Regions from separate parts of the Homo sapiens genome. Here region 2 is linked to region 1. Evidence: chromatin contacts called from ENCODE Hi-C or POLR2A ChIA-PET data. All regions are on one chromosome and are shown on one strand. Each heading gives the region's core, a stretch centred on a gene start or an enhancer-like site at or near the end of the contact. The rest is flanking DNA. Distances are from core to core; before and after follow the strand shown.

Evidence for each region. Hi-C counts contacts between places; a loop is a spot of excess contacts on that map. ChIA-PET counts read pairs that join two places held with the same protein, here RNA polymerase II (POLR2A). Pooled maps may share reads with other maps.
Region 2: a map of PC-9 shows a loop between it and region 1 (3-fold over the local background). The contact joins two enhancer-like sites. A Hi-C loop is called at or near these places in 2 of 168 maps with a recorded cell type or tissue (PC-9 and ovary) and 2 of 50 pooled maps. POLR2A ChIA-PET finds 5 or more read pairs at or near these places in 6 of 52 experiments (B cell, CD4-positive, alpha-beta T cell, GM12878 and 3 more).

What each region holds. Positions count from the first base shown.
Region 1 is chr12:121,173,805-121,177,688 of GRCh38, reverse strand. It overlaps P2RX7 (purinergic receptor P2X 7), which reads right to left. Exons shown (of 13, transcript NM_002562.6): 9 at 2,211-2,301; 10 at 477-542; 11 at 243-392. All of the region lies in intron 2 of LOC105370032 (a long non-coding RNA gene), which reads left to right. Among named protein-coding and RNA genes, the nearest start is that of P2RX4, 34 kb to the left of the region's middle. Within about 2 kb of position 2,153, at least 6 of the 41 ENCODE cell types and tissues checked have a DNase peak (open chromatin) inside an H3K27ac peak, as active enhancers do.
Region 2 is chr12:121,228,187-121,232,070 of GRCh38, reverse strand. It overlaps P2RX4 (purinergic receptor P2X 4), which reads right to left. Exons shown (of 12, transcript NM_002560.3): 6 at 3,458-3,538; 7 at 3,205-3,346; 8 at 2,972-3,108. Among named protein-coding and RNA genes, the nearest start is that of P2RX4, 20 kb to the right of the region's middle. RefSeq lists an enhancer at 1,515-1,564 and a silencer at 1,511-1,805. Within about 2 kb of position 1,635, at least 4 of the 41 ENCODE cell types and tissues checked have a DNase peak (open chromatin) inside an H3K27ac peak, as active enhancers do.

The sequences.
Region 1 (3,884 bases), core at 904-3,403:
TGACAAAATTGGCAAGTCCTAGACATAAAAATTTGCCTTCCCTCTATCTTGCCCCTCCATTTTTGTTTCCATTCTTCTCTAAGACCAAAAAATTTATCTGAGAGTTGGTTGATCGGGGTAGAACCCAGCGACGTATCCACTACAGGATGAAGCCTGTGATTTGGGCCTAATTTTCGTGCATTTCTGAGTGATTTCATGGAATCTCTCCATGTCTTGGTGTCCTGTGAACACAGCGGCCTCACCGGCTTTGGCTCCACAATGGACTCGCACTTCTTCCTGTAGTAGTATTCGTTGACCACACAGGGCTGACAGCACTTGCACCAGGGATAAATATGGGAGCGACAGCAGTTACTGGAGTAAGTGTCGATGAGGAAGTCGATGAACACAGCGGCCTGGGGAGAATGCAGACAAGCGCTGCGTTAGTCACTTCCTTCTCCAAACCATTTTCCTAAAGCATGGAAAAGAGAATCTCTTACCAGACCGAAGTAGGAGAGGGTTGAGCCGATGTACACAACCAGCTGGATAATGTCAAATTTTCCTCCCTAAAAACAGAGTGGGAGAGTTTACTCAGGTGAAATTCAGAGCAACGCTCTTTTGCTTCAACGTGCAATTGTTGGTTCTATCAGGGAGCGGAGCCTCATGCTGTGACTTGGATAGATGCGTTCAAGTGCTGGCTGAGGCAGAGACTACGCAGACTGAAACTGACTCTCAGGCATCCTGCTTCAGCCGTGCAGGGTGTGCTTGGACCCATAAAGGTTTTACATGAGCAAGCACTGGGGCCCACACATTAAGGGGAGACCCACTGAAGGGCTATCATTTCTCCATACAAGGTGAGGGTTTCAGACAAGCTTCTCCTCCAAAAGGTTTGACATTACTTCAGAAGCAGAGGGAAGGAATGTCTGGGTGGCCTCGTGGGTTTTTTTTTTTTTTTTTTTTTGAGACAGAGTCTCGCACTCTTGCCCAGGCTGGAGTGCAGTGGCGCAATCTCGGCTCACTGCAAGCTCCGCCTCCTGGGTTCAAGAGATACTCCTGCCTCAGCCTCCCAAGTAGCTGGGATTACAAGTACCCACCGCCACGCCCAGCTAATTTTTTGCATTTTTAGTAGAGACAGGGTTTCACCATGTTGGCCAGGCTGGTCTTGAGCTCCTGACCTCATGATCCACCTGCCTCAGCCTCCCAAAGAGCTGGGATTACAGGCATGAGCCACCGTGCCCGGCCCAGCCTTGTGGTTTTTATTCCCAGCGGTCTTTGCATTCTCTCAGCTATATCTTATTGCTTCTAGTCCTGCTTATCACTGTCTTACATAGATAACATGCTCTTGGACAGGATGTCGTGGGATATGTTGATTTTTGCATAGCTGGCATCTTTTCCTTCCATCTTCAGAAGGCAACACTCCAATTTTCTTTTCAGTCCATGTAGTGTGTGTGTGTGTGTGTGTGTGTGTGTGTGTGTGTGTGTGTTGAAGGGGCTGGGGTGTTGGCCTCTCTGCTGGCCCCTGGGCTAGGTTAGGGCTGGTTCGACACTAACCACTGGGAGTATGGCATGACCCTGGTCACAGTGATTAGTTCAGCAGTGGGCATGTCATCCATAGTGGGCCAATCAGAGCCAATGACATTTGTCTGAGACCTTTGCTGAACCTTCTGGCAAAGAGGTGTTTTCTTTTCACTGAGGTTGCTAAACTGGTCAGATCGAAGGTGCTGCCTGATACCTTCATAGAGAGATGGCTGCCAAGACCAAGGAGGACGTATATAAGACACGGAAGGTGGCAAGTTCTTGATGATGATGTTGTTGTTTGAACACCTGGATCCAACCATGCTTGTAGCTTAAAAATAACCCCTGGATTTTTTCAGTTACGTGAACCCAAAAAAGCCCACTCAAAACTTTTTTTTTCCCCTTAAGCCAATTTGAATTGGATTCTGTTACTTACAAACTATTTTACAGAGAGATTTCTTTCTCTCTCTTGTTAAGTATCAGAGTATTTTTAAAGCCGAATGTTAGAATTGCTTTCCAGGCCCACTCCTGTACTCGTCAGATGACTCATTCAGGGACAGCAGCCCGAGAACATCTTCTTCCTCTTTTATCCCATGTGCGAAATGCCCAGTGCTAGCTGAAGGCTGAGACCAAAACCCTTCCCTCCATGGAGGCCCCACAGCAGTAATTAGGACACAGTCATAGGATGCCGGTGCCCGGAGCTGGGAAACGAGACTTACGGTGCCAAAAACCAGGATGTCAAAACGGATCCCGAAGACTTTTATCAGAGTCCGTTTCTCAACATTGTTTTCCTTGTAGTACTTGGCGTATCTGTAGGAAGAAAAGGATCTGTATTTGTAAGATCCCTTTGAAAGTGCTGGGTTTTGGGTTTTTTTTTTTTTTTTTTTGAGACAGGGTCTCACGCTGTCACCCAGGCTGGAGTGCAGTAGCAGGATTACCACTCACTGCAGCCTTGACTTGCTAGGCTCAGATGATTCTCCCACCTCAGTCTCCCAGGTAGCTGGGACTACAGGCATGCACCACCGTGCTCGGCTAATTTTTTGTATTTTTTGTAGAGACGGGCTTTTGCCATGTTGCCCAGGCTGGTCTCGAACTCCTGAGCTCAAGTGATTTGCCTGCCTCAGGCTCCCAAAGTTCTGGGGTTACAGGCATGAGCCACTGCATCTGGCAAAAAATGCTGGTATTTTATGGAAGGAAAAGCCAAAACAGTGGCCTGTCTAGTCCTCCTGGTCTGTCCCCTGGCTCTGTGACAGGTGGCAGGGGAAGGAACACAATCCAAAGCCCTGGGTCTCTCTCCAACCACCTGGAACCAAAGAGCAGTCCCCCCTCCCCATGTCACCACCTGTACCTGCATCATCTCAGAGTGACGGAAAATCAGCTTGTCGCTTAAGATTAAAATGCACATTTTAAACCAACACAGGATTAACAACAAGCAGAGAAATTAAAAAAAAAAAACTTCAAGCAATATGACTATTCCTTAAGGGGGAAGAAGAGGTTTGGCATCTAGAACAAAGTGGGAGTGGGCGGTGGTAAATCTTGCATACTAATTACTGGACTGGAGACAGGCACACCTCAGCAAACTGTATTTTCTTAGATTCTGTGTATGCCTATTTGGCAATCATTAATCACAGGGCCAAACTAAAGGCTGAAGTTGTGTTTTTTGTTTTGTTTTGTTTTGAGGTGGGGTCTTGTTCTGTCACCCAGGTTGGAGAGCACTGGCATGATCAGAGCTCACTGCAGCCTCCACCTCCTGGGCCCAAGTGATACTCCCACCTCAGCCTCCCAAGTAGCTGGGTGGGACTACAAGCGTGCACCACTACAGGTGGCTAATTTTTATTTTTAAATTTTTTGGTCGGGCACCGTGGCTCACACCTGTAATCCCAGCACTTTGGGAGGCCGAGGCGGGTGGATCACTTGAGGTCAGGAGTTCAAGACCAGCCCGGACAACATGGTGAAACCCCATCTCTACTAAAAATACAAAAATTAGCCGTGCATGGTGGCAGGCACCTGTAATCCCAGCTACTCAGGACGCTGAGGCACGAGAATCACTTGAACCCAGGAGATGGAGGTCACAGTGAGCCGAGATCGTATCACTGCGCTCTAGCCTGGGTGACAGAGCAAGACTGTCTCAAAAAAAAAAAAAAAAAAAGAAAAGAAAAGAAAAAATAAAAAAGTTTTTTTCAAAAATGTTTTGTAGAATCAGGATCTCATTCCTTCAACCAGGCTGGAGTGCAGTGGTGTAATCATAGCTTGTTGCAGCCTTGAACTCCTGGCTTCAAGCCATCCTTTCATCTTGGCCTCCCAAGGCTGAAGTTGTTTACATCTCCTCTGCAATCCAGCTTTTGTGAGGGTGTGAAAATCATATTACAAACCCTCCAACCAATCCCTCAACC
Region 2 (3,884 bases), core at 386-2,885, 55 kb before region 1:
TGCAGGAGGGGACTAAGCCAGCCCCAACACAGCATCAGTGCAGGGACTTTTTTTTTTTTTTTTTTTGAGATGGAGTCTCCCTCTGTTGCCAGGCTGGAGTGTAGGGGCACCAATCTTGGCTCACTGCAACCTCCACCTCCCCAGTTCAAGCAATTCTTCTGCCTCAGCCTCCCGAGTAGCTGGGACTACAGGCGCACACCACCATGCCCAGCTAATTTTTGGATTTTTTAGTAGAGACGGGGTTTCACCAAGTTGGCCATGATGGTCTCAATCTCTTGACCTAGGGCTTTTTAAATTTATTTATTTTTTCAAAGAAACATTGATTCTGTGCACACAGTCTTCAACAACAACAACAACAACAAAAAGAACCACTCGTTCGTCACACAGATAAAGAGATGAACAAAACGTCGTCTGTCAACACAGCAGAATATGATTTGGCCATAAAAAGAGACGAGGTACTGACACAGGCTACGACATGGATGAAGCTTGAAAACATCAGGCTAAGGGGAAGGAGCCAGACGCAAAAGGCCACATATTGATTATATGAAATGCTCAGAAGAGGCACATCTGCAGAGACAGAAAGTAGACCACTGTTGCCAGGGGCCGGGGGATGACAGAAGGGTGCAGGGTTTCTTTTTGAGATGACGGAAATGTTCTAAAATCGACTGTGGTGAAGCCTGCACTTATCTGTGAATATAGTGAAAACTATGAATTCTGCACTTCAAATGTGTGAACGGTATGGCATGTGAATTGCATCTCAGTAAGACCATTTAAAAATATATGGCTGGGTGCGGTGGCTCACACCTGTAATTCCGGCACTTTGGGAGGCCGAGGCAGGTGGATCACTTGAGGTGAGGAGCTCGAGACCACCCTGGCCAATGTGGAGAAACCCCGTCTCTAATAAAAATACAAAAAATTAGCTGGGTGTGGTGGCGGGCGCCTGTAATCCCAGCTACTCAGGCGGCTGAGGCAGGAGAATGTCTTGAACCCGGGAGGCAAAGGCTGCAGTGAGCTGAAATCGCACCACTGCACTCCAACCTGGGTGACAGAGCAAGTCACTCCCTTAAAAAAGAAGAAAAAAAAAAAAATATATATATATAATGGCTATATATATAATGGCTATATATATATATACACATATATACATATACATATATGAGAGAGAGAGAGAGCGAGCACGCGAGAGAGCGCACACGCATGAGCAGGGGATGGATGGTTGGTGAAGAACCGTCAAGACATACCATCTGCTGCCCCATGTTCTCCAGGGATCCATCAGGAGCCTCGGCCCGCACCCTAGCTCCATGCTCTATCTGGCCCACAACTTCCACGCCATGGGCCAGGCCTGGGAGACACAGGCAGGGCCTGGTGCTGCCCGAGGTTGGGGGATAGGCGTCCTGAGTTCTTTCCGTTTTAGGGCTCTGACCTAAGCTTGAGGTTTCCACAAGAAGTGTGTGACAGTAGAGATGGAATAACACAAATCTAACTGCTAGAAAAGAAAAATTCAAATATCTGCTTTACTCAGTGAGCCAGAAGGTTCAAAAGGACAGCAGATCCCACAATTACAGAGGTCTTAGGATCCCGTATGGATCGGATTCCACACGTCACCACTAGGGGGAGGCAAGTGCAGCCCAAAGCACCGCTGACCGCGCCCAGGGATGGTCCTTGCAGGGCCTCTTTTTTTTCCCCCTGAGACGGAGACTTGCTTTGTCGCCCAGGCTGGAGTGCAGCAGTGCGATCTCGGCTCACTGCAACCTCTGCCTCCCTGGCTCAAGCGATTCTCCTGCCTCAGCCTCCCAAGTTGCTGGGATTACAGGCATGCGCCACCATGCCCAGCTAATTTTTGTATTTTTTTTAGTAGAGATGGGGTTTCGCCATGCTGGCCTCAGGTGATCTGCCCGCCTTGGCCTCCCAAAGTGCTAGGATTACAGGTGTGAGTCACTGCGCCCGGCCTGGAGCGCTTCCTTTTTAAGGACTGTGAAAAATGCAACAAAGGGTACGTGGAAATTTACCTGGCTATAGATTCTGATCATGAGATCATCAGCTGTAGTGGGTTGAACAGTGTGTCCCCAAAAATTCACATCTACCTGAAGCTTGGGAGTGTGACCTTATTTGGAAATGGGATATTGGCAGACGTAATTTGTTAAGATGAGGTCATACTAGAGTAGGGTGGGCCCTAAATTCAGTGACTGATATCCTTACAAGAAGAAAAGACACAGAGACACATACAAGGCAGAAGGCCTCATGACAGGAGAGGCAGAGACTGGAGTGATGCATCCACAAGCCAAGGAACACCGTGGGCTACCAGAAGCCAGGAGAGACAAGTAAGGACTCTCTCCAGAGCCTTCAGAGCGAGCACAGCCCTGCTGATGCCTGGATTTTAGGTTGTGGCCTCTAGAACTGTGAGAACTGTGAGAGAATCAAGTCCTGTAGTTGCAAGCCACTGTTTGTGGGACTCGCTTACATCTGCCCCAGGACACCGAGATGCCAGCATTTGCAGCAGGGAACCCAGCAAGGCCTTTCAGGGGCCTCAGACCTGTGTCCCCTGCACTCTGGAGATTCTGGCACAGGTTCAACCTTTGAGAAACCAATTCCTGGGCCAGGCCCCAGAGGCCTTTGGACTGGAGGATCACAAGATCATCCGCTCCTTGAGGCAGTGAATGGAGGTCATGGCTGAGGCAGGTGCTGGAAAGCTTAAGCCCCCAGCTTCTCCTGGCTGCTCTAAGAACCATCTCAACATGTTTCTTGCGGCAGGAAAGGGCAAGGAGGGGTCTCGGGGGCCGGGATGGCCCCGGAGCAGGACACCACTAAGGGCATTTTCCCAGCATGGCCTTCCCGCCGCCTTGGACGGGGGACCGGCAGCCTGCCCTTGGGGTGCTGCCTGAGTGCTGGTCTTCAGTGGGCGGCCCACTGGCACGTACGCAGCCACCAGCACCCCCTACAACATGAGCGAGGGGCCCAAGCTCACGCCCACCTGAAATTGTAGCCAGGAGATACGTTGTGCTCAACGTCCCGTGTATCGAGGCGGCGGAAGGAGTACCTGGGCAAGCAGAGGGAGGCGGCTCTGTCCAGGTTGCAGTCCCAGTTGACCTGGATGCCCATGATGCCTCCCTGGGGATGAGCAGCAGAGACACGGCAAGGCTTTCCTCAGCACCTGGCACGAGACGCCTCCAGGGCTGGGTCAGGAGAGCCAGGGCCCGCACCCACCTCCACGGCCATGTCCTGGAAACTGTGTCCTGCGTTCTCCACTATTTTGCCAAGACGGAATATGGGGCAGAAGGGATCTGTTTTAGCATCATAAATGCACGACTTGAGGTAAGTAGTGGTGATGTTGGGAAGGATATTCCTCCTAAAGTCGAGAGGAAGCAGAAAATCAGAGCGACGAAAACCTCAGAGAAGAGAGAAGAGCCAGAAGTTTCTCCAAGACCCTGGTGAACTCACACACCTGGCCACCACTTACTTGCTGAAATTAAATTTGGGATACCAGATGTTGTTCTTAACCAAAAGAGTGAAGTTTTCTGCAGCCTTTAAAAAAGCAGGTCTGAAAAACAATGATAACATTACTGTTAATAAAATACATACAAATACTCACATAACCATGTTATATATATATATATACACACATATATATATGTATTGTGTGTGTGTGTCTGTGTGTGTGTGTGTGTATATATATATATATATATATTTTTTTTTTTTTTTTTTTGAGATGGAGTCACTCTGTCACCTCGAGTGCAGGCTTGAGTGCAATGGCGCGATCTCAGCTCACTGCCACCTCAGCCTCCCGTGTAGCTGGGATTACACAGGTGTGAGCCACTATGCCTGGTTAACTTTTTTTGTATTTTTAGTAGAGACAGGGTTCCACCATGTTGGTCAGGCTGGTCTCC